Regions from separate parts of the Homo sapiens genome. Here regions 1, 2, 3, 5, 6 and 7 are each linked to region 4. The links are chromatin loops, found by intact Hi-C in ENCODE. Cell type or tissue: HCT116. All regions are shown on one strand.

Evidence for each region. Hi-C counts contacts between places; a loop is a spot of excess contacts. Peaks named below come from ENCODE experiments on the same cell type or tissue, not always from the same donor. Only the 100,000 strongest peaks of a DNase experiment are listed, where the experiment ranks them.
Region 1: a loop joins it to region 4, with 4 times the contacts of the local background. A loop is called at or near these places in 3 of 110 quality-filtered maps.
Region 2: it touches region 4 in a loop (5-fold over the local background); 45 of 110 quality-filtered maps call a loop at or near these places.
Region 3: a loop joins it to region 4, with 5 times the contacts of the local background. A loop is called at or near these places in 21 of 110 quality-filtered maps.
Region 5: a loop joins it to region 4, with 7 times the contacts of the local background. A loop is called at or near these places in 14 of 110 quality-filtered maps.
Region 6: a loop joins it to region 4, with 4 times the contacts of the local background. A loop is called at or near these places in 7 of 110 quality-filtered maps.
Region 7: it touches region 4 in a loop (8-fold over the local background); 10 of 110 quality-filtered maps call a loop at or near these places.

The regions. Positions count from the first base shown.
Region 1 is chr4:74,392,900-74,396,899 of GRCh38, forward strand. No RefSeq gene overlaps it. Among named protein-coding and RNA genes, the nearest start is that of EREG, 30 kb to the left of the region's middle. In HCT116, no CTCF peak of the experiment used is centred here; a DNase peak (open chromatin) is centred at 2,102; H3K4me3 peaks cover 1,000 bases; H3K27ac peaks cover 3,319 bases.
Region 2 is chr4:74,375,269-74,379,268 of GRCh38, forward strand. The region is part of intron 1 of EREG (epiregulin); the gene reads left to right. Among named protein-coding and RNA genes, the nearest start is that of EREG, 12 kb to the left of the region's middle. RefSeq lists an enhancer at 1-109. In HCT116, a CTCF peak has its summit at 1,815 (motif pointing right); no DNase peak of the experiment used is centred here; H3K27ac peaks cover 4,000 bases.
Region 3 is chr4:74,541,386-74,545,385 of GRCh38, forward strand. No RefSeq gene overlaps it. Among named protein-coding and RNA genes, the nearest start is that of AREG, 98 kb to the left of the region's middle. In HCT116, a CTCF peak has its summit at 480; DNase peaks (open chromatin) are centred at 2,103 and 2,817; H3K4me3 peaks cover 2,267 bases; H3K27ac peaks cover 4,000 bases.
Region 4 is chr4:74,621,034-74,625,033 of GRCh38, forward strand. No RefSeq gene overlaps it. Among named protein-coding and RNA genes, the nearest start is that of BTC, 170 kb to the right of the region's middle. RefSeq lists a silencer at 2,082-2,376. In HCT116, a CTCF peak has its summit at 2,214 (motif pointing left); DNase peaks (open chromatin) are centred at 2,198, 3,538 and 3,878; H3K4me3 peaks cover 292 bases; H3K27ac peaks cover 4,000 bases.
Region 5 is chr4:74,318,550-74,322,549 of GRCh38, forward strand. The region is part of intron 2 of LOC105377276 (a long non-coding RNA gene); the gene reads right to left. Among named protein-coding and RNA genes, the nearest start is that of EPGN, 12 kb to the left of the region's middle. In HCT116, a CTCF peak has its summit at 2,090 (motif pointing right); a DNase peak (open chromatin) is centred at 2,182; H3K4me3 peaks cover 602 bases; H3K27ac peaks cover 2,859 bases.
Region 6 is chr4:74,227,382-74,231,381 of GRCh38, forward strand. The region is part of intron 6 of MTHFD2L (methylenetetrahydrofolate dehydrogenase (NADP+ dependent) 2 like); the gene reads left to right. Among named protein-coding and RNA genes, the nearest start is that of MTHFD2L, 71 kb to the left of the region's middle. RefSeq lists a silencer at 1,417-1,486. In HCT116, a CTCF peak has its summit at 1,506 (motif pointing right); a DNase peak (open chromatin) is centred at 1,510; H3K4me3 peaks cover 627 bases.
Region 7 is chr4:74,454,308-74,458,307 of GRCh38, forward strand. It overlaps AREG (amphiregulin), which reads left to right. Exons shown (of 6, transcript NM_001657.4): 6 at 452-698. Among named protein-coding and RNA genes, the nearest start is that of AREG, 11 kb to the left of the region's middle. In HCT116, no CTCF peak of the experiment used is centred here; a DNase peak (open chromatin) is centred at 2,107; H3K27ac peaks cover 3,854 bases.

The DNA of each region.
Region 1 (4,000 bases), 230 kb before region 4:
TGACAACACTTCAAAATTACTTACTGTTTTACAATTTACAAAATACTTTCACATCTATTAAATCTGTTTCGACACACACTTTGATATAGAAGGTAAGATTCATAATTATTACCTAAAAAAGAATATGGTCTCCAGAGAAGTTGTGATTTGCACCAGATCACAAAGCAAGTAAAGTCACAGAACTCATACACTATCCTAGTGCAGCCTCTAAGCCCCAGGCCAAATTTCCCTCCCCTTAGATGAACCCCCAATGCAGAAGTTGGGTATGCGGTCTGGACTAAAGCTGTGATGTTGAGAACCCCCATCACAGAAACCATGGCTGAAGCCAAAGAATCACTTCAAGTTAAACACTCCAAAGGTATGAGGGTAGAGGAAAAATGCCAAGAAAACCAGTGACTGAGTCTCAGTAAAGTGATAAAAGAAACTTTATCTAAGGAATGGGTAAAAGAAAAGAAGATTTTGCAGACAAAACAAATAATTAAACGTTTAATTTCTTCATTCAATCATTCAAATACTTATTGAGGGCTTATTATGTGTCTTACTGTTTACATCTTGAGAATAAGTGATAAATGACAAACAAAACTTGAAATTTATATTCTAGCAGGAAAAGAAAGAAAATAAATACTAATAACAACAACAGTTGCAAACGTGTATAGGGCTATTTGTTGTTAAGCTTTTCAAATACAATAACTTATGAAATCCTTCTAACCACTTGATGAGGTATGTAACTATTTATTTAAAATGCATTTTTCAGATGGGGAAATTGAGACACAGGGTAACATGTCCAAGGTCTCATGGTTAGTGATAAAATAAGGTAGTAAAACATAACATGCTACAATTTCAGGGTGTCTTTAGCTAGGGTGGTCAAGGAGGCATCCCTACAGTTTGTGGAGGCAAACTATCCTTGGCTTGGAGCAATAAATGCAAGGACTCTAATGTTCAGAAGACAGTAAGACCAGCCTGGCCCAGGGCATACTCAATGGACAGTTGCAAGAGAAGTCAGAGAGGTAGTCAAGGGTAGAAACTTTAGGGGCTATAAGATTTGGTAAGGTCTTTGCCTTTTCTTAACAATGCAATAAGAACATAGGTGGGAATTGAACAATGAGAACACATGAACACAGGAAGGGGAACATCACACACCGGGGACTGTTGTGGGATGGGGGGAGGGGGGAGGGATAGCGTTAGGAGATATACCTAATGCTAAATGACGAGTTAATGGGTGCAGCACACCAACATGGCACATGTATACATATGTAACAAACCTGCACGTTGTGCACATGTACCCTAAAACTTAAAGTATAATCAAAATAAATAAATAAATAAATAAATAAAAGAAACTATCAGAGGGCTGGAGGTAGGGTGATGAAATAATTCAAAAAGATCAGTCTATCTGCTCTGCCGAAAGTAGACTAAAAAGGACAAGACTGAAAGATAAGGTGGGGAGTATTTTAATAACCCACCTAAATGGTTAGGGGAAAGATAGCAGTAGTGGAAGTAATGAGAAAGTGTTGAATTAGGAGTATAAGTAGACTATACTTAAATCAATAGGATTTGCTGATGGTTATAACCAGGACATCTAGGAGAACATAATGGCATGAAACTCAGAAGAAAGAAAAAAAAATCCAAGATTTACAGTGATAGTCAACACGGTCTAACAAAAAAAAATCTAGAAAACAATGGGAAAGAAGAAAAACGCCCCTGGTTTTGACCTCTGAATGTCATGAAGCTTGAAAGAGAGTGCTTTTAGTGAGTGATGAAAGTGGAGGCAGAATTGCACTAGATTAAGGGAGTTGGTGGCGGCTGTTGGTAGAGAGTACTTATTTAGAATATTAGCCATGAAAGAAAATGGAAGTGACAAGCCCTCAATTGTTCAGTTGTTGATTATATAGTTTTAGAATTAGCAGGCCTTGTCCTTTTTTCTTGGGCCCTTTCTGTGTTCATTACAATCTTTAGTAAAGGAGAGTTGACATCAGGGAGGAGGTTAAGATTATCAGTTAAAACGGAAGTTGGGAATACCAGTGGTTTTCGCTTCTTCCAGTCACCTCTGTCACTCCAACCACAGATAGCTGAGAGTTGGCTCTCACCCTGAGTTTCAGGAAAGGGACCAATGTGAGTGAGTCATGTGCTTACATTAGATGCAGTCTTGATTAGAGTGGGAGAATCTGGCTGTGGGAATATGAATATGTCCCTTATCAGTGGGTAGGGCCTTTTTATACATGGGTGGGGCTATGGAACAGAAATCTGAATTGAAGAACATACACATTAGCTATATTGAAAATTCATTCTTCCGCAATGCACACGATGTCTCCTGGACCTGTCGATAATGTTGTATAATTTAGAAATCATGAGTAGGAGGTTTTGGGCTAATGGATACAAATCTTAGCTGACGTTTCAGGGGTAACAATTTGTTATCCTTAATATGAGAATCTCCACTGTGGTATTCGTTAGGTTGGGGGCAATCTCCAGTAGTTAGTATGTGTTTGTTTTCTGGTCCTTTGTTATTCTTTGGTAGTTAATAGAAGAATTCAATGTTTATTATTAATACACTAATAGCAATTCGTCATTCCTCCTTAGCACCAACCTAGGTTGTAAAAAGGCTTAAAACAAAGACTGTAACAGAAAGAGTTTCTGAATCTAGGCCCACCCTGTAAAATTTAGGTCATAAAATACATGTAAGGAATTAACCTTGGAAATTAAATTATAAAATAAGTAATTGAATTATTTTGAAAGCTTTTACATAGAGAAAATGCAAATTTAGCATATAAGAACTGCACCTCTTCCACAGATTCTAATCAACCTTATTACATTTTCTTTTGAGAATGTGCAGCACTTGGTTTCAGGCTTGGGATACTTTCCCAGGAAACAAATCCACGAGGTCATGGCCCTTTAAAACAGTCATGCATCTGTTTACAACTATGGAAAAGAGATTTCCTGGGTGTACGTTCCACCAAAGGACAAGTTTAGGGGTCAGGCTTCAATGTCATTCACCAACCTCAGTAGCAGGATCTTGTGTCACTGGAAGCCAGTTATAGCATGTAATAAAGGTGTGGGTGTTTACATATGTGCACACATCTAATAAGAAGCTCACAGTTTCATTTAAATTTATGGCTACTTATACCTCTTTAAGTCATACGCTAGACTACAGAAAATTATTTGTTTTAATTACAAAATAATAAGTTTGTTTTAGCAAATTTTCAAAGTAGTGTTAAGTAAGTTTAAGTTACCTTTTTTCCCTTACATGTTAAAATTACCACTATGAACATTTTCATTTATAGTTTTGCAATCTTTCATGCGTGTGACTGTGGGTATGTATACACAGTAATGGGGTCATTCTGTGGGTACCATTGTGTATCTTGTCTTTATCACTTAACAATGACATTTTCCATGCCATTAAATATTATTCTGCAGCATTTTAATCACTCCATTATATATATGATATATATATAATATATATTTTATATATCATGTATTATATTATATATATATCATATATAATATATATTTTATATATGTATATAATATATATATATTTTTTGAGATGGAGTCTTACTCTGTCGCCCGGGCTGGAGTGCAGTGGCGTGATCTCAGCTCACTGCAACCTCCACCTCCCAAATTCAAGTGATTCTCCTGCCTCAGCCTCCTGAGTAGCTGGGATTACAGGTGCCCGCCACTACGCCCAGCTAATTTTTTGTATTTTTAGCAGAGACAGGGTTTCATCATGTTGGCCAGGCTGGTCTTGAACTCCTGACCTCGTGATTTGCCTGCCTTGGCCTCCCAAAGTGCAGAGATTACAGGTGTGAGCCACCACACCCGGCCATGACTGCATAATCCTAAAACAACACTCTATTATTGGATGTGTGAGTTGTTTTCAGTTTTCCGCAGTTGCATATAAGTTTTGATGAATACCCTTGTAACAAAATTGTGCCTCTTTTATATTATTTCCTTAGAATAAGTCCCTAAAGTGAAATTACTAAACCAAAGCTAAGAATAAGCAAATTTT
Region 2 (4,000 bases), 250 kb before region 4:
CTCCCTGTATGACTCATTAAAGTAATGACTAGCGATTCTTTTTTTTTTTTTTTTTTTTTTTTTTTTTTGAGAGGGAGTCTTCCTCTGTCGCCCAGGCTGGAGTGCAGTGGCGCGATCTCCGCTCCCTGCAAGCTCCGCCTCCTGGGTTCAAGCCATTCTCCTGCCTCAGCCGCCTGAGTAGCTGGGACTACAGGCGCCCGCCACCATGCCTGGCTAATTTTTTTTTTTTTTTTTGTATTTTTAATAGAGACGGGGTTTTACCGTGTTAGCCAGGATGGTCTCGATATCCTGACCTCGTGATCCGCACGCCTCGGCCTCCCAAAGTGCTGGGATTACAGGCGTGAGCCACCGCGCCCGGCCTGACCAGCGATTCTTAAGGTTAACAGGATAGTGGATGTAATATTTCTCTGGAGATAGATTTTTTATTCATTGGATCGCATTCACTCTTCTACCCTAGTTTGCAAGTGTTTGGGAGCAGACGCATATTGCAGGAACATTTGAGAACCACTATTTTAAAGCAATAGTGCTGTGCAGATGGACATGACTTAGAATTAATTTTGCTGTTTTCTTGGCCACATCCATCCATGATGGAATTGCAGTTATACACTTTAATTTGAAAGGAACATTTAAAATTATATACGATTCCACCTGTAAAATATCCTGCTGTAGGATTAATGCAGCAAGTCTCACAGAAACTATCCTGAGCGATGGACTGTGTCCAAGGGAGCGTCACGAGTAAGGAAAGTCCAGTCTTTGTGGAGGCACACCCTGGGCTGAACATTCTTTAATTAACAAAGACAAACATTTCACCTGTGGCCTGAACAACTGGAACAAAGTTTCCAACGGTGGAAAAACTAACAACTACTAAAAACCTTTAAAAAAGAAGACTAACAGCAACACTCCAAAGTAAGTTGGATTCTATAATAGTTGCAGGTTGCAATTGGAGGCAATTCCAAGCAGGAAAGGTTAGGCTTTAGTTTATGCAAAGGATAGAGAAACTAGCTTCAAATGTGCATTTTTTTCCCCCTGGCTAGCATTTTCCTGGAGGGAGAATTGGTAATGTCTCCTCCAAAGCTTTCCTCAGTTGAAGAAATATGTAGGAATAGGAATGTCAAGGATGTAAGCACGTGCAACTAAAACTCCAATTTGTACCGAGGAAACTGTATTAGTTAAAGGATTTCATTCTTCAGTAGTGAAAGTATGGTGAAATTATTATTGGGATATAAAACAAAATTGACTTGAATGAGAATCTAGCTTATCCTCCATAAAAAGCTTAGTGAAATAGTTTTCAACTCTGTTCAACTGACAATGAAATCTAGGCTTTAGCTATTTCTTTGTCATTCAACAAAAATATATTTTTTGTAGTTCCACAAGAGCAATTGAAGCAGCATTTATATTGTAGAAAAAGCATGGAGTGGGGAGGGGATAATTCTGAACTTTAAAGACAACAGAATTTTCAAATTGTTGAAGAACAGGAGACTTGATTTCAAAAGATAAATTTGTAACTCTTCTCTTCTGTGGTCACAAGTGATCTTAGACAAGACATTTAATTTAAATACACTGAGGGTATTTGAGACTAATAACTACTTCACAGAATTAAGTGTGAAATTTGATATATGAAGTTATACATTATGATGCTGATGCCGATGTGTAATTTACTTTTCAGAACCCAAAAATATACAATCGGCTTAACAGATACAAGCCTTCTCTAACTGAGAAAAAATAAAATTCTTGTATTACACGAATTAAATCTTTCTTTACAGTACCAAATTACAGAGATAGACAAACTTGTTATAAACCAGAAGAGGGCACTGTCCACATACACTGCTAAAACCAGAGGCTAGAAGTTGAGAGTCAAGGAACATTTATGGGCTGTGACAGCCATTTCAGAAAAAAAAAAAAAAAAACATTAGTTTATTTCACTGTATTCTCCCCAAAAATCTATAAGATAGGAAAAATTAACACCCAGAAAAGTAAATTAATTTTTTTTCAAGATCACGTAGCTCAAGTTTTCCTCACAAGACTGCCTTTCCACCATAATTTGTGGCCTCTATGTTGGGTTAAATACTCTACTTCAATTACAGCTATCATAATTTGTTCTCTGTGATGTCCATTATACTCTAGTATTATTGCCTATTTCCAAATTCTATAAAGTGGCCCATTTAACAATATGTATCCTTGGGAAAAGTTATTTAAACTCTTTATGCTTTAGTTTTCTCTAATGGGGATAATAATAGTATCTTCCTCAAATTGGCCCTGAGAGGACTAAATAATATAATACAGATAAGGTGAATAGGACCATACCTGGTTGTATTAGTTTGTTTTCACACTATTATAAAGGACTTCCCTGAGACTGGGTAATTTATAAAGGAAAGAACTTTAATTGACTCACAGTTCTATATGGCTGGGGAAGTCTCAGGAAACTTATCATGGCCGAAGGCGAAGGGGAAGCAAGCCCCTTTTTCACAAGGTGGCAGGAGAGAGAGGCGGGAAGGAGGAACTTCCAAACACTTATAAAACCATCAGATCTCATGAGAACTCACTCACTATCCTGAGAACAGCATGCAGGAAACTACCCGCATTGATTCAATCACCTCCCTCCTTGGACACATGGGGATTACGGGTCCCTCTCTCAATACATGGGGATTGCAATTCCAGATGAGATGTGGGTGGGGACACAGAGCCAAACTATATCACTGGTACATAGTACATGTTCAAGAGATGGATCGTCCTCTGTCTGAACTGTGAAAGAAATGGAAAGTTGAATATATTTTGTTGCCTTTATGGAGGCATTAATCATCCTTTCATAACAGTTACCACTTACTTAGCTACTTCAACGAAACAGGTTGATTCAAACTCTTCCTGTGCTTACAGAAACTGGATTCTCAGTGTGGTTCATCTGGCATGCCTATTCCTTCTCATATTAGATAGGATATATTCTGATTTTACCTAGATTACATTTACCTAGCTGCCTATCAGTCAAGGAGAATTTTCAGGAGTAGGAAGTCATTCTAGTTATCACGCACCCTAGGCCAATAAGCACCGGAATCCAAACGAAAATGTCCAACCGACTAAACAAAATCACATAGGAGGTATTTATTCTCAAAAGACAACCTTTAGGGTGTAGAAAAAGCAAGCTTAACACACATGTCATTATCCCCCACGGTAGGTATTATTCATTTCTTCAAACAAAATATGTCTAATTTTTTTCAAATCTCAGTTCTGAAATTCGTTATTCCCCAAAGCAATTGCAAGCTGAAGCCATTAATTAATTTAGTGGAGCTTAATTGCTGCTACTACTACTACTACCACCACCATTAGTATTTACTATATAACAGTTACTTAAATAAATTGGAAAGAGTGTTTGAAGTGCAAATACCTAAAGCTTAAACAGAAGCAGCTAAAGCTCTTAACTAAACATCTGTGAAATTACAAGGGTTCTTCTTATGATGATTCCTACACAATTCAGAAAGTACTTGAGTCATTCTTGATATCTATGTTCCAAAATTTTATCTTTTCACTGAATACACATGATGAAACAGCTGATTCAGACTCTTCCTATGCTGATAGAAACTGGATTCTAGGGCTCAGTATGGTTCATCTGGGATGCCTGTTCCTCCTCATATTAGACAAGATATATTCTGATTTTACCTAGCTTTCACTGTATTAATTAAAATCTATACTCATGTGTAATGCAATGCAAAGAGTAACTTAGGTACATAAATCAATAATGAATGTTTCTTAGGTTGAGTTTCTTGTTGTTACTGTAAGTGGAAACCGATTTTTTATTTAGAGCCTTTTTTTGTGATGGGGTCTGATTAGGAGCATTTCTCTGAACACATGATGGAATAAAACAGTGGAAATTCTCCAACTGATGTGCGTCTTAAGAAATCAAACTTCAAAATCAAATCTTTGAAAATGTTACTGTGAAATATTTAGAGCAGGTCAAATCTGTAACCGTGAATGTAATGCCAAGGCTTTTATCCTTCCACAGAATAGC
Region 3 (4,000 bases), 80 kb before region 4:
CTATGAGGTTGGTACTACTATAACAGTTTACAATGAGTAAACTCAGAACAGAGAAAAGCGAATAGCTTTGCCCAAAGCCACACAGCTAGGAAGCTGGTGAGTTGGGATTTACACCCAGCTACATTGACCCTAGAGACTGAGCACTTAACCACTGTGTTCCACTTTTTATAAATCTGAGTCCAAGACAGGGATGAAGATATTCCCAGTTTCTCAGGGACTGAGTTCCCACAATGTCCTGGACTTCACCATGAGCTGAGAGTGAGCAATGAAGTGATAGAAACTTCAGATACAAGGAGAAGCAGTGTGATAAAAGCAGGGACTTACACGCCACTTCACACTGGGACCACTAGGACGAACCACATCACAGAGTGTCCTTCAACATGTGGTGGTGGCAGCAGAGAGGAAAAGGCAATGTGGCGTGTTCAGTCAGAGAGCACCGTAAGTCACACCTTCTTGTTCCCTAAAGCGACACATGTCACTTCAACACGAGAAACTAGCACAGCAATCATAAACTTCAGCAGCAGATGTCTGTACTTCCAAAGAGCAGGAAAGATTCAGTACCTCAGCACTAAACGCAGCAGCAACAGATGCCAACACCCAAGGACACCCCACTGGACTCCAGTGATAAACAGGGCATCAGTCCAATGCCTGGAAGGAGGAGCAAACGCGAAATAAATAGCCCCTATATTAGCCAATTAAACTGTAGTGAGAAGAAGGTATATAGAGGTAGGAAGAAAAATAGCAAAGGAAAAAGAAGTTTTATTCACTCATTCATTTATCAACAAGCATTTATCTATTATGCTACAGAAATTGTGCTAGTCACTAGCACAAGAAACAAAGGCAAGCAAGCTTTTGTTTTCAAACACTTACCATAAAGATGAATAATTAAACTAGCACATGAAAACATTAGCAGAAAAGAAAGGGCAAAATCAAGTGCTGTGAAGGGCGTTATAGCTGTTTTTTATGTCTAATTTATTTTAAAAGGAAGGAAGAAAAATTTCGAAATAAGTAGGACAAAATGTTAATTTTTTAAAATTAAATTAAATTTTAATAATTGACATAATTGTACATATTTATGGAGTACATGGTGATATTTTGAGACATGTAATATATAGTGATCAGATCAGAGTAATTGGCATATCCATCATCTTAAACATGTATCACTTCTTTGTGCTGGGAACATTCAGTATCTTCCTTCTAGCTATTTGAAACTATAGAGTATATTGTTGTTAATTATGGTCATTCTACAGTGGTATAGAAACTAGAATTTATTTCTCCTTTCTAGCTGTAATTTTGTATCCTTTAACAAATCTTCCCCCATCCCTATCTTTCTCATACCCTTCCCAGCCTCTAGTATTCTCTGTTCTACTTTTTTCTTATATGAGATCAACTTTATTTTAGCTTCCACATAATATTTGTTAACATCATTAATTCTCAGTCATGACTACATGGATGTTTGTTATATTGTTCCCCATAATCTTCTGCATTCATTTTTTTCATAATGAAAATATATGCCAAATAAATAGCCACATATTACAGAAGATTTTATAAGGCAACATCTCTATCTACCATTGCCACAATTCTCCAATTATGTGTTTTGCTTTGGGGAAGAACCAAATCCTTTTTGGCTTGGAACATTTCAACTCTAAAAATATTTAACTACTGGTAATAGCACCTGCAAATCTAGCACTTGTATAAATACATTTCCAAGATTGGTAAAAAGAAACTACTTTAGAAATGGTTAATGTGTGCTGTATGGATATTCAACAAGACTTAGTTTTATGATTTGTAGAGTAAGTATAGAAAATATTACCCATTCAGACACCTAAGGAAGTAATTTCTTACCATAAGCATTCTTCTTTTTACAACATTTCATAAACTGAGCAATTGAGACATTCCTTATAGGGAAGTGGAAGAGGAAATGGGCAGCAAACTTTGGAACTCAAAAGGAGCTTTGGTCAGTATGAATCCCTGAAAGTCAGGTTCATTTTCCGTGCATGAAAGAGAACAAATTATTTCACTAATCCTTTGATCTCTTTATGGTTTCATTGTTCATTCTAGTGATTGTACTAGAAACAAGTTTCACTTCAGCTATAACAGTTAATGACAGACAACAGAAAGGGAAGTGGGCGTGGTGCTGTAGTTAATGATAATGACAAGAGCGTTGGTTGCTATTTATAGCATTTGTTAAACTTTCATCTTTTCAAATTGCTATTTTCATGCAGCAAACTTAAATCTCTCAGGCAACAAGGTAAGCAACTGGAAGTAATTTCTGGCATTAGTCAAATATGTAATGACCAAGAAAAACACATTCTTCACCTTGAAGTGCCACCAGTTACCAATGAGAATATGAAAATAAACATTCACAAAGTAATCTTGCAGTGATCAGTTTTGGAAGATGATGAAAAAAGGAATTATGCTACATGAGCCTATCTGTGAGACAAAACTGATGAAATGTGAATTTGAGACAATAGACTTAAAAAAAATCAAAGCAATTTTATTGAAATGACCTTGTCAGAAAACAATTTGCCCATACCCAATGAAAAATATAATTGGTGATAAGACTGATAATGGCTGAATCTGGGACCAGAAATACAGTTGTGATTTTGAAACCTTGGCTTCTAAGTTACTGTGAGACTTGGAGAATTGTTATTGCATTTAACTACCCCCAGGTTCCTATTCTTTAGACACATTCAGCTCTGTGATAAACTCAGCCCCACAAAAGTGGAAGGAAGAGGAGGTTTGTGAGTGGTAGGAGGATGGAGGGTGGACAGGGAGAGACTGGGAAGACTCACACTTCTGGAACGTGGACACTCACTTTGCCTACACTTACATCAGAAAGACTGGAGCTCAGGTTTCTTTTCTCTGTTAAGCCTTAAGTTTTTTCTTGAGTGGAACCTTTGTTTACAACCTGCCGGACTTCCTTTAGGCATTGTACACAGTATGTCCACAATGCATTTATATTAAATGCATCAGCATTGCTAGAACAGTCTGGACAGTATGATCCTAATACAGCTTGCCTACTGATTTGAATACGTTTTTAAACCAGTGGCAGGCAGACTGTAGAATGAGGCTGGTGAAAAACAGGGAACTGAACAAGAAAAATAGATTGCAGCAGCAGGGAGCTCAAGTAAGGACATGGGCAATCATTCTTTCTGGTAAGCAAGTTTGGTGATTTTGTTGAAATGATCTTAAGTGTGGTGGTGTTGAGTGCTGAGAATTCAGATATTTTAATAGCTGAGATTTATTTCATTTATAGGTTTCAGTTTAATGCCTAATTAAAATATATATTATGGTTTAATAAGACCAAGACTCTTCTGATGTTGAGAATACTGTGAGTAAAACATGATAAATGGCAGAGACTAACACTGAGCTTCTTTGCTCCTAGCAATGAAAGATGTTCACCATATAATACGCATGAGGTCACAATTCTAATACTCTCTATTTGCCCTTCCTTTTACATGAGATAGGATCATCCTGAAAGCTGCAATCCCTGATGTTTATCTTCCTTATGACTGCAATCATGTATTTTATGCAAGGTTTTATCCTGGACAACAGTGAATAAAAAATGTATCTACTTTTATCACATTAATTAAAGCTACAAATATATATTGCTCACATACTGTGTATAACCTTCTTTGGCAAAGGCTGAGGAGAATAAAAACATTTAAGGACTGACTTTACCTTTTTAGGAATTAAGAGTATCACTTGAAAAAAAAAAAAAACAACAACCAGCACTACAAGGTCAACAATCCTGGCAGATAAGGGATAGAAACACTGAGTGCTGTAAGAGGTCAAAGGAGGGTGAGCTCATCTGGCTGGATATTCAAGGAAGACTTCCTGGAAGGAGTGGGGTTTGAGCTAGGCCTTAAAAAATGAGCATATGGGAGGTAAAGAGAAGACAAGAAGGTTTTCCAGGCAAAGAGAATAGAGAGTGTTCTTGTATACATTCTTTGGAGAAACTTATTAAACTAAATCTAAACTGGATTTACAAGAAAAA
Region 4 (4,000 bases):
CTTGATGTCTTCCTCCTAAGTACATTTCAATTCACGTGACTTCAGAGACTGCCCTTAATAGGACTAACATGAAAGTAAATTCATGAATTCTGTAATATTATTTACGGTAATTCAAATTCCCTTATACTGTACTTCTTCTAAATGATGCAGTTACCAAAGACCCAATAGGACTTGCAGGCCTACTATCAAGACATTTTCAACAGTGACTCCAAGAAAAGAACAATCATGATAATCTGACATTTTTTTTTCTCAGTTCATGGCATTTATTTTCAATCTTTATCACACATGCCTGTTTCCTCATTTACAAATTATTAGAAACAATAGTACCCATTATGAATTATTACTACGAAGCAAACAAGCTAATATATGCAAGATGATTAGAAATGTTAGTCATTACTATTCTGTTTATCTTTATTCAGCCAGATGATGTTTTCTATTTTTAATATATTTTCCTATTTCATGGAGAAAAAAGTTCACTGTTGTTTCTGTCCCAAAACCCTCAATCCCAAATCATGACTGCATTACCTTCTCTAAACTTTATTGGTAGAAGTTAGCTGCTTGTCAAAGTTTCAAACAAACAAGCTTAGGAAGGAAGAGAAAAATATAAGTGGAAGAATTAAAGTAACATAACAAGGACCTGCATTTATTAATATTGTATTATAAGCTCACAGTATACAGGGATTGTGTCATCCATATATTTATTATTCACAGCATGTACAGCATTGTCTTGTGTATGATTAGTGTGTAAAAAATCTGAGTGAAAACAGGATGACTGAATAAAGGAGATAATAAATGAATGACAGTTGCCAAATGCCCTTAAAGCCTTGTAAAATGTTTGTTCAAAGAAGAGTTAGAAATATAGTAAACAAGACTTGGCAATTATCCATAAATTGAATTTGTTCAGGTTTTCCTTTCTTCCAGAAGTTATCATACTAATCAGAAACTGTTACATTCATATATCAGAGTCATCAAAATAAAGTCATCGAAGAAAGGAAGATAGAATAGATAGAGAAACTTTTCTGGTAAATTCTATGACAAATTATGATTGGAGTCTTATAAGTAGTCTTATATTTTTAAAATTCTAAACTTCAGAACTTTTGAAATATAACAATCATTTTATTGAAAAATAAAAGAAAGGCTAACAGTGTGCTTTAGATAAAGTTTTTCACATAATCATGCTTATCCACTGACAGTTTCATCTTCATACTTGTGCAATATAGAAGGAAACAGAGATACTTGGAAGTGCTCAGCCCGGGGAATAAGCTACAGGATGAAATGGCCCACGCTAGGAACCATCTACTTTACCCAGTGATACACAATGGAAAATAAACCTGTCTTAAAAAAAAAAAATGGGAACATAACAGGTGTTTGGTTGATTCTAGAATAAAATGCAAATTTTGAACAACTAAGATTAAACTTTAGAAATTCAAGGTCTTTCCTACTTTCAATTTCTACCTAGGTTCCCAAAACTTCTCTCCTACAGAACCCCCAACCCCCAGCTCCCTACACAGACATTTGCACTTCTCTCTAAACACTGCTCAAAAGCAGCATTTCTCAAACTTTCTCTGATCAGGATTCACTGAGCCGAAAGGAAAACAAAAGAAAATATGGTCTACTTCACTGATTCTAGCATTGAAGAAAGCTTTGTGATGGGAACAATTAGGGAGGAATAATTATAATAGCAGCATTTCAGCAATTACGCAGGAACAAAGCCATCAGGAAAAGTGTAACCTAGGAATAATTCTATACATAAATTAAATAATGCAAAAATAGGAGCAACTGAAAACCATAGCTAGCTTAAAACAATCCTAAAATTATAACAAGGTTAGAGAATCTTCTCTGAAAATTCGGGCAATCCCAACAATCTAAGTGTGCGTTAAAAGTTCTTGCTAAGCATTGCTTGACAGTGGGATTTCTTAGCAGAATATTAAATTAGGACCCTCAAATTTTAGAAGGGTAATATTTTAATTTGTGAATATCAAATTTTTAAATTATTAATAATGCACTTGGAAGATTACTCACAGCTAGGTAATATTTATTTGAATATAAATATAAGCATATATTGAATTCCCAAACTTTTTCCACTCCTAAAAAACTGAGAAACAGACTTTCTGAACTGCTCTTGGGCTTCAGACTATGCTGAGATGAAAACACAGCTGTAGTTCAGGGGCTTCGTCACAGATAATATGCATTTTGGTGTCACCTACTGGCATGATGTGACATGACATGACAGAAGTTTATGAGCCAAAGCATTTAAAATAGTAATGGTGCATTGTTCTGTGTCAAACACTGCGTCAGGCACAAAAGGTACAGTAGTAAGCAAAATAAACTACTACTTCCACTATCAGGGGAGGCAAATATTAATAAAATAATCACAAAAGTAGAGGCAAGATGGAACGGTCCTAATCTTGGGGATCAGAGAGTGCTGAGGCTGAAGGCAGGGTCTAAGTTCTCTAGGCAAACAGAGGAAATAGGGAGATGAAGGGGAGAAGACTGCGTAGGGGACTGGACAGGAGGGAGCCTGGCATGTTTGAAGAAGTGAGGGAAGCCATGGTGGCTGGAACCCAGAAAACTGAAGGGAAAGGAGGGTAGGAGTGGTGAAACATGAAGCTGAAGAGATAATAATAGTAGTTGTAGTAATAAGATGCTCTTTCATGGATAATTCTCTATCATGGCTTCACAGAGAGCTCCAACCTGTTAATGTTCAATTTAATTGTATTGAACAGCTACAAAGGACCACATTCTATAGCTGCAATGTTCTCATCTTCAAGGTCATTGGAAAATGTTGTTATCAAAATTAAGGGTGTAGCTCAATAAACTGACAAACTCAAGATTCAAAATTGTTTTTAACAACCAGGAGTTGGGGGTTAAAACAAACAAGTTGAAAGTTAAAAAAAAATAAAGTCCTTCATGTAAGGTGAAAACAAAAATATGCAAAATATGGTAGCAACCTGGCTTATAAAAAAGATATGGAAATTTTAGTTGGCCTCAGGTTCAATATATGTTAAAAGTGTGAAAAGACACGGAATATTAACTTATGATTTTTTTAAGTACCTTTTCTGGATCAAGGGAGGTAAGAGTCAAGAGGAGTCTTTGCAGTTCTCTGTGCTACATTTTAAGGATTTTGACCAACTAGAAAAAAATGACCTGTGTAATGAAGAGTTTAAATGCATGCCAAATGAGAGTCTTAGCTTGAGGGTAAAGGGCCTATGGAAGACTTGATAAGTTTTTCAAATACTGGAAAACTTGTGATGTGAAAAGAGTGAATTCCTCCAGTGTAAAGAACAGAACAAAGGCAAGTGGAGAGACACTACCAAGGGTGGAACTTACAATGAAAGCTTCTGGAAAACAATAAGCTTATACAAATATATACTGTTTTAATAATGGTGAGGCACCAGTGGTTGTTATTTCTGAGGCCAGCATCCTATGCAGTGTAAAAGCCCAAAGATGAATGGAGAAACACGGCTCCTATTTTCTGTTCTACCTGACGGCACAAGGTGCCAATGATGCATTACTCATCAATGACCCCTGGCTTCAAAACGAAATAGACAATAACGCAGAAAAAACAGAAGACAACCTAATTGTATAAACTGAAGACAGTAGAAGATAAGCACTCAAAGACAGAGAATAGAATGACAAAGGAAAAAAGAAATGTTTTCTTTTATTTTCTCATTTTACTCTCTCCTCTGCTTTTTTAACCTACATTCTTGTTTTTATTTTTCAACTATCATCTTCTGCTTCTTAAAGAATGGTGACAGTCTTGCTTAGTGAGTTCCAGGACTCGTGGGATTTTAAAGAGATAACTTGAGAACCACAATAACCACAAAGTTTATGTAGCAATAAACATCCTAACATACTGCACAAAGTGAGAACAAAATGAAGTCAAAGTACAGTTTAAATATACTGATGGAAAATTAATTTACAATGAGTCACTAAAGGGAACTGGGGACACATCCTGTCAAGATGACCTCATTGAATCCACACTTCTCTCTCCTATACA
Region 5 (4,000 bases), 300 kb before region 4:
ATTAAAATTTGGTTAAGTCTACAGTCAACCAGCTGTCAAACTAGCAGTATTACTGATCTTTAAGAGGGTATTCTTCTTTTTTTTTGTTTTTTTTTTTTTTGAGATGGAGTCTCACTCTGTCACCAGGCTGAAGTGCAGTAGCACAATTTCAGCTCACTGCAACCCCCGCCTCCCTGGTTCAAGTGATTCTTCTGACTCAGCCTCTTGAGTAGCTGGGACTACAGGTGTGTGCCACCACACCCAGCTAATTTTTGTATTTTTAGTAGAGACGGGGTTTCACCACGTTGGCCAGGATAGTCTCGATCTCCTAAGATGGTATTAATTAGGATTCACATCTTTCTGAAAAGAAAAAAATGGCATCTCTAGATCTTTAAAATCACACTAAAAATTAATTCAATATTAAGTTCCTTAACAAATCAAGTTAAAGCAATAATGTAATACAGTAACCATTTATGAGCACTTGCAATGTTTGAAAGCATCAATTGCATTATTTTAGTTAATCCATGCTTGTGTGTAATTGAGGCTTAGAGAAGGGAATCACTTGTTCAAGGTCACAGGGCCTCAGCCTGAACCAGATGCATCTGATGTCAGAGTTCTTCATCTAACATCTAAGCTCTATATAATAATGCTTCCCAATATTTTATGAAAAATATTACTGTTGAGGGATAATTTCTTAGTGAACTTAAAAGTATGCCCAAGTAATTAGTATGCAATTGAAAAAAGTTATTTTCTTAAAATATAGAAAATAATAATTTTTTTTTTGAGATGGAGTCTCGCTCTGTCGCCAGGCTGGAGTGCAGTGGTGTGATCTCAGCTCACTGCAACCTCGACCTCCCAGGTTCAAGCAATTCTTCTGCCTCAGCCTCCCAAGCAGCTGGGACTACAGGCGCCCGCCACCACGCCCAGCTAATTTTTGTATTTTTAGTAGAGACGGGGTTTCACCATGTTGGCCAGGATGGTCTCAATCTCTTGACCTTGTGATCCGCCCGTCTCAGCCTCCCAAAGTGCTGGATTACTGGCGTGAGCCACCACACCTGGCCACAAAATGATAATATTTGTCATGGATCAACCACAAAATTCCCCTGCTGTCGTCTGCAAATTATTAAGATATGTATAACACCCTCAGGGTGAGGTCAGATCAACGTCAAGTGCCTGCTGACAGTTGAGTGCACAGTCTGGGGAGAGACTGTATACTGTAAAGGAATTCTGGCTTATCCTCATGACTCAAGGAATGAGGAGTATTCTCTTAGAGCACTCTCTTGGAATATTGGGAATATTCTACTCTAACCTGTAGCCAGTATTCCTAGAGAATACTGGAAATATTCTAATCTTGGCTACAAGCTATTTCCCAACATTTTTTTAGCTTTATTGAGACATACCTGACTCAGGTTGTTTTTGAGATGAGGGGTGAGGAATCCAAGTGATTGTCATGTCTACAGTAAAATCTCATCAACCCCCTTCTCTCCACATTATCCTCAATCCTACCCCAGCCCCCCATGCACCTTGCAGAAAAGCAGTAAGTAGCGGTGGTCCAGCTTAGGAAAAAAATTGGAAAATAACATTTTAAAAAATCTGTGCAATAGTTTGGCACTAAAATGACCGGTCTTCTAGTTCAGCTGTGTGATCTGAACTTTACTGGGACTCTTTGGATATGATATCCTTGCCTGTTAAGTGGAGAAGTTAGACTCTGAAGATGACCTCCACATTCCCTTCCTGGTTGGAAGTTGTACATTGGAAATGTGATGCCGATAAGCAGATCTATTCCACAGACATATTCCCTTTAGCTTTCGTGGTGTTTGTTTTAAATCAAGCCCACATTTAAAAACCAAGCTCTTTTACTATTTTTAAAAATCTAGCCTCTTTTGAAAAATAAAAAATATAGAGCTCTGGTCCTATTTTGTTTGTGCCAGCGCTCTATATCTTTTGTAACTTTGGTTAGAAGGAGCATGCCTCAATACCCAACTGCTGCTGCTGCTTAGGCTGCCAGCACAGGGTCCTATGGGCCTTTAAGTCTGCAAACTTGCTTCTTTGGTTTCATTTTAATCTTTCCTCATCTAAATTCTCCTGAGTCTAATCATCAAGATGCCTGTAGAGGGCCCCATTGTACTGCAAACCTCATAAATTATAAAGGAGTCTCAGATCAAAGAGTCGCCCAAGAATGTGCTTATTAGGAGAACCCACACTCACCTGGAAACCGGCAGGGGTGGCATCTGGTGACTCAGGCACTGCCCTGCCCACACCTTCAGTCACTCTCTGCTATAATCCTTGCCAGATCTGTCATTTCAGTGCACAAGCTTGCTTATGTTGCCTCCCAGCTTGAGAACTGACACTGACTCCCCATTGTGCACCATGTTTAGCAAGGACTGTTCAGCCTGCATTGTGAAGCCCTCTCCAGGGAGGCTCAGGTGGTCTGTCTTTCTCATCCCCCCTCGCCCTATGCATATCATCAGCTGTGGCCAACCACTGCTCTATGCTCTGCAAATGGGCCACACAATCCATTTCTGTGTTTTACCGTCTCTACTGTTCCTGCTACATGTATTACCCTCCCTCACCTCTGCCAAGATCACATTATTTTTTTCAAATGCTGCCCCCTCCTTAAAGAATGGTGTTATTTACAAATGTCATTTCTCCTTCTTTTGAATTTCCTTGACATCTTTCTCTTTTTTTGTACTTTTCAAACACTTACATTCTGCCTTGTATTATAATTACTTATGTTCTTAGCTAAGTTCCAATGGTAATAATGACAATGAACTTCATTTATTAAATTCACATCATAGACTGGGCACAGTGCAAAATGATTTACAGATAGTATCTCCCTCAATCCTCAGAGACATCCAGGTGAAAGGTTTTATTAGGGGTTGTGTTCAACAGTGGTTAAGAAGACAATTGTCTGGAGTTTAACAGACAGGTTGAAATCCAGCTTCACTCCTACTAGCTGTGCTACCTTAATCAAGTTTTTTTTTTTTTTTTACTTTTCTAAGCCCAAGTTTTGTCATTTGTAGAAATGGGACAATATTTATATCATAGATTGTTTTGAGGTTAATAATAAGTGCTCAATGAATGTTAGCTATTGTATTACAATTGAATTCCATTTTTCACATTAGGACACTGAAATTCAGAAAGTTTAAGCAACTCGTTCAATGATATGCACCCAGTAAGTGGTGGAACCTGGATTTGGCTGCAAGGCTGTCCAGTTCCCAGGCTTTGTGGTCTTAATTAGTGACAGGCAGGTGAGCACATGGCTGCTGGTCTCTCTGAATACAAGTCCTGCTGCACTTAGCACAGTTTGGCCATGGTTGAGTTTGCCCAGTGTTTTTTGAAGTGGGATCTGCATTCTCAGAGAGCTGGGTTTTGAACTCCAGCTGTTTATTAGCTTTGTGGTTGAGAATAAATTATTTTATCCCTCTAAATCATAGTTGCCTCCATTATAAAATGGGGAAAATAATCACACCCACAGGATCATTTTAGGGTTAAGTTAAATCAGATAGCTAATACAGGTAAAATTCATAGAACATAGCACTCATTCAATAAATATTACTTATTATAATTATAAATCATCTAAAACTCCCATTGAAACTCTTAATGACACTCAACACGGTAAGTTTTGTTACAAGGTGACATGTATTCCTAAAAATCATTACACTAAAAAATTGAGCAGGATATCCTACAGGACTCATTCAAAAATGGGGGTTTGAGAAACAATATTCAAAAAACTTCTTCAGTAACATATTAAAAACACCAAAAAAACTCTAAAAATGGTAACACAATTTTATACATTTTAGGTGGTTAAAATATACATAAACAGTACAATAAACATGGTACGTTGTCTTTAAAAAGACCTGCAGTTTGCTTGTGGAAGTGGGTATTGGCAGGGTTTAGCTTGTGAATTATTATCAAGTGATGGAAGAGGGGTTTTTAAAATTGGGTGGAAAGTTATAACAGCAGATGTGGTTGAGTGTGGTTTATAACTCAAACATGAGCCAAGATCGCTGGTAGATAT
Region 6 (4,000 bases), 390 kb before region 4:
AATATATCGCTGTAAAAATTATTTCATTACTATATGGGGTGGATTCTGTTTCCCATGGAGATACCGACAGAAGCAGATCTGTATGAAGTAAAGGCACAAATCAAGAACCATTCCTGGGGGAAGAGCATCCCGAGCAGAGGAAACAGCAGATACCAAAGTCCTTAGGCAGGAGCATGCTTGATGTATTCCAGAACACAGGTCTTTGACGGCTTATTATATTACTCTGATTTTAATAAAATATTAATAAATTATGAGGATACTAGTAAGAAATGTTGTTGGGAAGGTAGCCAGGGTTAACTCATGAAGGACGTTGTCGGCCATGGTTAGGATTTTGATATAAGCCAAGAATGGCTGACAGCAGATCAACATGGTCTGACTTAGGTTTTAAAGGACTGATCACACCTTTAAAAACATATCAGACCTCATGTCTGCAGTTGTGTCAAAAACTGACTTTAGAGGTGTAAAAGTAGAAACAGAGAGGAGAGGTATTGCAATTTCATTTAATGGGTCTAGATTTTGCTCTAATTTGTTTTGTATTTGAACACATAGTTTCAATCAAATTTAATAAAATATCTGATTCTTCTATAGGCCCTTTTCTGGAACCTAGAACATATACATGACTGCAGGAACAGTAGTTGGCTCCTCATAGAGTAAAAATAGAAATGTTCTTTTTCCCAGAAAAAAAATCAGTAAGCTGGTACAGATAACCATACCACATTGCCTGTTTTTCCAAAAAATTACATTTGGGTGATATCAAATGCAAATTTTTGAACTGCATTGACAGAAGTCAGGCATGTTTAGAGAGTTAGTAAACTTTTTCAGACCACAGATCAGCATTAAGTGAAATACTGCTTCAGCCACTGATACCTTCATGGCAGATAAGTATTATACTGACTTCTTTTTAGAGACACTTCTGTTCACACACAAGACACAGAATTTGTTGAATAAAGAGGAATTTGAATGCTCATCTTTGTCCGTTTCTAACCTTAGGAAGAATGAAGTTTACATTATCCTTAAAAGGTATTATTTGACTAATGTTAACAGCTTGTACAGAATATTTGACTATTGTCCTTAGATAACATTTATCAAATATTATATTGAATGAGTATTTTATTCTAGTGGAGGAAAATCTCTCATCATGCCTTCCTACTCGTGGTTTGTTTTATTATTATGACAAATGGCACATGGGTGATCACAATCCACTTGCAAGAAACACTGATATTCTCTTGTAACTAAGTCAAAGCTTATGCCATAATGCCAACACTGTTGTCCTCCTTGAGTTTATCCTCTCTAGCTTTCTTTGTAAAGGCCTAAATCAGCCTTGAGTACAGATATTTAAAAAGAAGACAGGAAAAGAAAAAGAAAAGGAAAATAAAGGAACAGAAGGACAAGGAAGACTCAAGCCTATATAAAATAAACAAGACAGGAGCCAGGAGGTACTCAAGCTTTAGGTGTGGTGGGTGTTGAGGCTGTCCCACAAGCATCCCGCTGAGGGTATTTTCTTACCACCAGAGGGCGCCAGTCAGGTGAGCAGCTACTTCAGATGTAGCCAAGTTGGCCATACACCATGCTAATACTAGTTAGAAGACATTTTAAACAAAGACAGTGGGAAGAAGTCCTGTTCCTTGCTTTTTTATTTCACCTTTAATGCCTCTTACTAAATACAAAAGTATGTTGAATGTAGAAGACAGATTTGTATGTAGTTCTGCAGTCTTCTTGAAGAAATAAATATTTAGCCAATGGGAAATTTAGGGGAAGAAAATTGAGAATTTATAAGAAACAACTAAAGATTGCTACATTTCCAGTTAATTAATAATCACCTGGAGAAGTTAGGGATAAAACATGTAGGCATTTATAAATTATAGAAAGAATGTGAGTGAATATAAAAAATAAATCCCATATAACCAGACAATAGGAATAAAGTATTGCCAGAATGACCATATCATGCATTGTGTGTGGGAACTAAACAAATACAAATAGCAGTGGGTATTTAAAGGAAATAGTGATCTAATGGCAGAGGTAGCCAGAACGGGGAGGGCTAGATCACTGTCATAATGAGAATGTCAGCATATATGGAAACAACCTCATCTAGGAGAACTCAGGGTAGAAGGAGGAGGATTGCGTGATATATATCAGAAAGAATGATAATGTCTGAGAGATGAGAGTGAAGAATGTGGTAATGAAATCTTGACACAAGCTTGAAGAAAGTAAAAGAGGAAATCCTGTGTGAAGATCCTGAGACATGAATATTAGCTTATTTAATATTAATGTCATCCCTCCAGTTTCTCATAGTACTACTCCTACTGGCTTATATATCACTCACCTTTTTAAAATTGCCCCCAAAATTGAGATTTAGACTCAGTTAGAAGCTTAGATCTGCAGAATCAGACCCTGTCACACTATGCAATTAGAAGTAAGTAGCTTCAAGTCCCTACTCAAAGCCAAATCTCTGAGTTCACAGAGAGAGTTAACAAGTTTCTAGAGTACTTTAATGTACCATGGTTATAGCACATAGTACCTGTTTATAGTTGTTATCTTCATTAGACTACAGCAGGTAAAGGCGTGGTATTTTTTTTTAAGCTTGCTAGGTAAGTGCTTAGAACAATATCTAACACATAGTGGTTGCCCAGTAAATGTGAGCTGTGTTGATTTTGAGATTATAACTACAATAAGAACTTTTTCAAATTGATACATATTTAGCCGATATAATCTAATTTTTTAAGATGGAATTATTCTAGTTGTTGGATTTACACACTGTAGCATTATTTTTGGGAACTACCAAATTATTCCAGTTTGTCATCATAAAGTAGTTGCTAAAGCAATAAAAAGTGAAATATTTATTCATGAAAGAGTAGTTCATGTCATTAAGTGTATGAATGGAGTGATTTAGGTGTAAATGTTAAGATTAAGAAATGATGGGAAAGGTGGCCGGGTGCAGTGGCTTACATCTGTAATCCTAGCACTTTGGGAGGCTCAGGTGGGTGGATCACCTGTGGTCAGGAGTTTGAGACCAGCCTGTCCAACATGGTGAAACCCTGTCTCTACTAAAAATACAAAAATTAGCCAGGTGTGGTGGTGGGTGCCTGTAATCCCAGCTACTCAAGAGGCTGAGGCAGGAGAATCACTTGAACCCGGGAGGCGGAGGTTGCAGTGAGCCGAGATCACACCACTGCACTCCAGCCTGGGCAACAGAGCAAGACTCTGTCTCAGAAAAAAAAAAAAAAGAAAAAAGAAAAAAAGAAATTATGGGAAAGGTGAAGAAAGAGTAAGGAGACTATTACATCTAAAGAACAGTAAGAGTACTGGATGGTTGAAAGGGGAGGAGCAGTTTAGGGAAAGGCTAAATCAGCTTTGCACAAGCTACTGATAAAGAAGGGAAAGCTAGCCAGTATCAATTCTAAGATCATGTTGGAGATCATTGGGCTTTCTCGTATCTGCTTTAAGGAAACTGTAGGCTATCCTAAGTCTGTAAAATTCTAGGAATCTTCATTATTCAGCAGGATAGGCAAGTTTTTTTAGACATTGTCCACATTACCCTCCACCCATCTGAGTAAACTCTGAAACTATATTCAGGAAATGAGCTGCTGAGTCAATGCCACTTGCATGTCAAGCTCTGGATGCAGTGTCACGGTGGTGAAAGCTGGCATTTTTGGCCACTAAGCCATCCCTTCCAGCATGACGAATGAACCTTCACAGTTGTAACTTTAGAGTGTCTATTGCAACACTTTTAATGACAGATACCATGATATAAAACAGGATAAATGGGCAATTTAGTAACTCAGAATATTCATACTTACTTGTCATAAAGTACAAAGTGACCAACGAATTTCCTTTCACCACTTCTCCAATCATATTATCAAGTCTTAGAAACACTCCCATCAAACATTATCCTAGGGCTCAATAGGGTTTTCCCCCGGGTGTATTTCCTCCTCCTTGAAACAGGGTTCGTAATTTTCAGGAAACCAGGACATGGAGAAGTTCCAAGGGGTGGGGCAAGGAA
Region 7 (4,000 bases), 170 kb before region 4:
TAGCACATAGTGGGTGCCTATTAACTGGTAGTTACTATTATTATGCCCTTGGTACTAATTTTCCTAAATTAACTATATATCATAAATATGCTGAGACAGTTAATCTTTGATTTTAATTATGTCCACTGCATAGATTTGGTTAGGAAAACTATTTCTCATGACTGCTGTTGCATTTTTATTAAGCAGAATTTGATGCAACAGATTTGAGCATATGTGGACTTCTACTGAACTAGGTGTATAATCAAAGCAAGTGTGAAAGAGGAACTCAAGCCGAAGTAAGAGTTGGTCTCTGAAAAATCTTAGCATTTCTCAAACGATGTACTAGAAAACAACTGACAGAAATTCTGATTCCTGATTATGCTTTAAAGTTTCTTAAAGCTCTGCTGGAATTGAGCTTATCTGTAACATTTTGTTTTATTTTATTATTTTATTTTATTTTATTTTCTCACAGGATATCACATTGGAGTCACTGCCAAGTCATAGCCATAAATGATGAGTCGGTCCTCTTTCCAGTGGATCATAAGACAATGGACCCTTTTTGTTATGATGGTTTTAAACTTTCAATTGTCACTTTTTATGCTATTTCTGTATATAAAGGTGCACGAAGGTAAAAAGTATTTTTTCAAGTTGTAAATAATTTATTTAATATTTAATGGAAGTGTATTTATTTTACAGCTCATTAAACTTTTTTAACCAAACAGATTGAGAGTTTGAATATTAGTTCTGATATTGCAAGACTCCAGTGTACTTTTCTCCTAACAGTTGGTTGATCATTTAAAAAGGCTTTTCTCTCTCTTTTTACTGTCTTTATGTTGATTTTTAAAACTCATTTTTTATTAGATGACATTCTTCATGGGAGAATTATAATCTAGAGTCACATAGTTCTCCCACAAACATGAGTGTTTATAATAATAATCCCAAATTGGTCTTACTTATCCAATGTAGAACTTATACCAAGTGCTGTTAATTATAAAAGCATCTAGAATCAAGATAAGGTGCTACCTCTCTGTTACAGTGCACCTAGATTATTATAAAAGAAAGCAAACTCACTGCCCATCACTATGACCATCATAGACAATGAGAGAAAAATAAGTTTGAATATTACAAGAGTGACATTTTAAGAGAACTAGGAAGTATTTACATTTGAGACTTCTTTCCCTAATATCAAGACATGAATGTATGAGGTATCTAAAACCCACTCCTTCTTTCCCTCCTCTTGTTACTATTTTCTTACAGTATTGTATTTTAAACAAATGTGTGTGTATTGGTGGTGGATGCTCTTTCAAGAACGCTAAGGTTACGGGATGCCTCGCAGTTTGATGTCTGGCTGATGAACTAAGTTGCCTACTTACAAAACAAAACAACCTTTATGATATGTGTATGGGGAATATTACCAGCAATCATCTCACGGAAGAGAAATTCATGAATGAAAGGTGCATTAAGCATCAACACCTTCATATGTCTCTGGCATATTATCCACCAGATCCTTGCCCAGTGATCATCTAACCAATGAGCTCCCAGCCTCAGCTATACCTTATCACTACTTGAAAAGTTTTAAATGTCTAAGCTCCTAGACTCCCCTCCCAGAGCCTCCCATTTCAATGGACTAGAGTGAGTTGTTGGTATTAACATTTTTAAAAGATCCCTAGATATTTCCTATATGCAACTAGTGTTGAGCCTCATCCTAGTTCACTAAATATTTATTGCAGGTGATTCAAGTATAGTGTAAGACAGAAAAGCTCTGCCTTCAAGACATTTACCACCTAGTTAGCAGGAGGTGGTATGTTTTCTCAATGCAGTGCAGTAAATAACTGGCTGAGGTGTGCAGCAGGAATCCCTAGGATAGCTCCCAGGAAGCTATCACCTAGCTCAGCCTGAATGAGTCAGGGAGGGCTTCCTGGAGAGATGCTACCTGAAACTTTTTTGAAGGATGAATAGGAGTTATGGAAACGAGATTGTTATAGGCATAAGCAAAATTACAAAATCACCAAACAATATGACCTGAAAGAGAAAATACAGAAAATCATTCAGTATCAACCTATGAAGTCAAAAGAGGATCTAAGGAAGCTGGGTGGTGAGGGCAGGGTCACACTGTAGGCCATGGAAAGCAATGGGAAATCAGGGTACAAACTTGATCAGATTTGCATTCCAGATAGGTCATCAGACCACAGTGCTGGGGAGGGATTTTAGCCAAGCCAAAGGTCAGAAGATAGGCTTAGAAGCAATTGAGCTATTCCAGGTGGGATGTAAAGAACATCTGAAGCTAAGAAGGGAAACTTTTGATTTGAAGTTTTATAAAAACACAAAAACGTAGCAGGGGGCAATGAAGTGCACCTGTAGTCTTAGCTACTTGCCAGGCTGAGTCGGGTGGAAAGCTTGAGCCCAGGAGTTCAAGGCTGTAGTGTGTTATGATCACACCTGTGAATAGCTACTGCACTCCAGCCTTGGAAACATTGCAAGACCTCATATCTGAAAAAAGCAAAACAAACAAAAACAACAACAAAAAAAGATTATTTATTATAGAAACAAAGCTGAAAGTAATGAGATAATGGAAGAAGAGAATAAATCTGGGATCACTCTCAGATTCCTGGCTTCAATGGCTAGGTGGCTGGTGAAATGATTTAAAGTAAGGAATCCTTGAACTGGCTTGTTCTATATTTTAGAAGGGAAACATAGCTTTTCACTTATTGACTGAAGAATGGCTCTTCTCTATTTTGTAAAGTCATCGTTTTAAATTTGTAACAGATTTACGAGGAAATAACTATCAGCCTGGCCAGTTAGTCAACTGAATCAACCCTGATCCTTACCTCACATGTGAGACTGAACATAGGGAAGAAAAAGAGAAGGCCTACAAGTGTGATAATGAATTCTGCTTTGGATCGGTGGAGTTTGAGGTGCTGGAAGGCATCCAGTAAGCAGTTAGATACACAAGAAGTTCATGGAGAAAAAAAAACTTGTAGATTGAGAGTTATCAAAATATATTTGGTAACAAAAGCCACGTAAGCGCTCAAGATTACCAAAGGAGGCTATAATAAGTCAGAAGAAATATGTGTGTTGACAATTTTTGCCAGTGGTCACCACTGTGAAGGTTCTAGGCTTGCTATCCCATATACTTTTCTAGCCCTTAAAACAAAAGTTTATGAAGTCATTACAGTGGAGTAGAAGGGAAAACACTATTACCTTAAAAATAATAATAAATCTCAAATTTATTGAGTAGTTTGGTATCCCATAGACTCTTCTAAGTGCTTTACAAGTGGTAACTCATCTACTTTTTTAGAGGCTAGATACATTTTATAAATAAGTAAAGTGAGGCTCAGAGAGATTAAGAAACTTGACCACGGTCACATAGCTAATAAATGACAGTGTCAGGTCTCTGGCTACAGAGTTGGTCCACTTAGACTCCTCTCTCTACTCCTCCTATAGTCAAGGTGTTTGTTTTGGGTTTGGAGAATTCTATATGTATGTTCGTTTAGCATGGTTTTGACTGCCATTCATTTATAAAATATTTAAATAGCTGGTTTATCTCTTTAAGACCCAAATAAGGTGGTATTGTATTTTATGTACCTGTGCTATAGCCACAAAATTTCCTCATCATCTCCTAAAATACAACTGAGCTCTTACTTATGTGCACACACAGAATGAAAAACAGAGACAATGATATATCAACCAAATAAATATTGGAATTAAAGCTGGATACTGCTCATTAGCCACCCCACTTTCTGAAAAGGCTGTTTTTTAATTGGTTAGATATCATCTACATATGTGTGTTTTGCTTAAGTTAAAGGCAATTTATGAAATGCTGGTTAGGTTAGACTACAACATTCCTTCTTGGAGGCAAACTCAATTAATTCCAGGATGTGATAAATAACATTCAGTTTTTCATTTTCCCCTGTTCATGATCTCAGAAGCTAAAAGTCTGGAGTCAAAGTTAATTTTAGATGACTAGGCAGGTTAAATGAGTGTGTATCAACAACCTTTGTTTTCTCTTCCCTGGGTATCT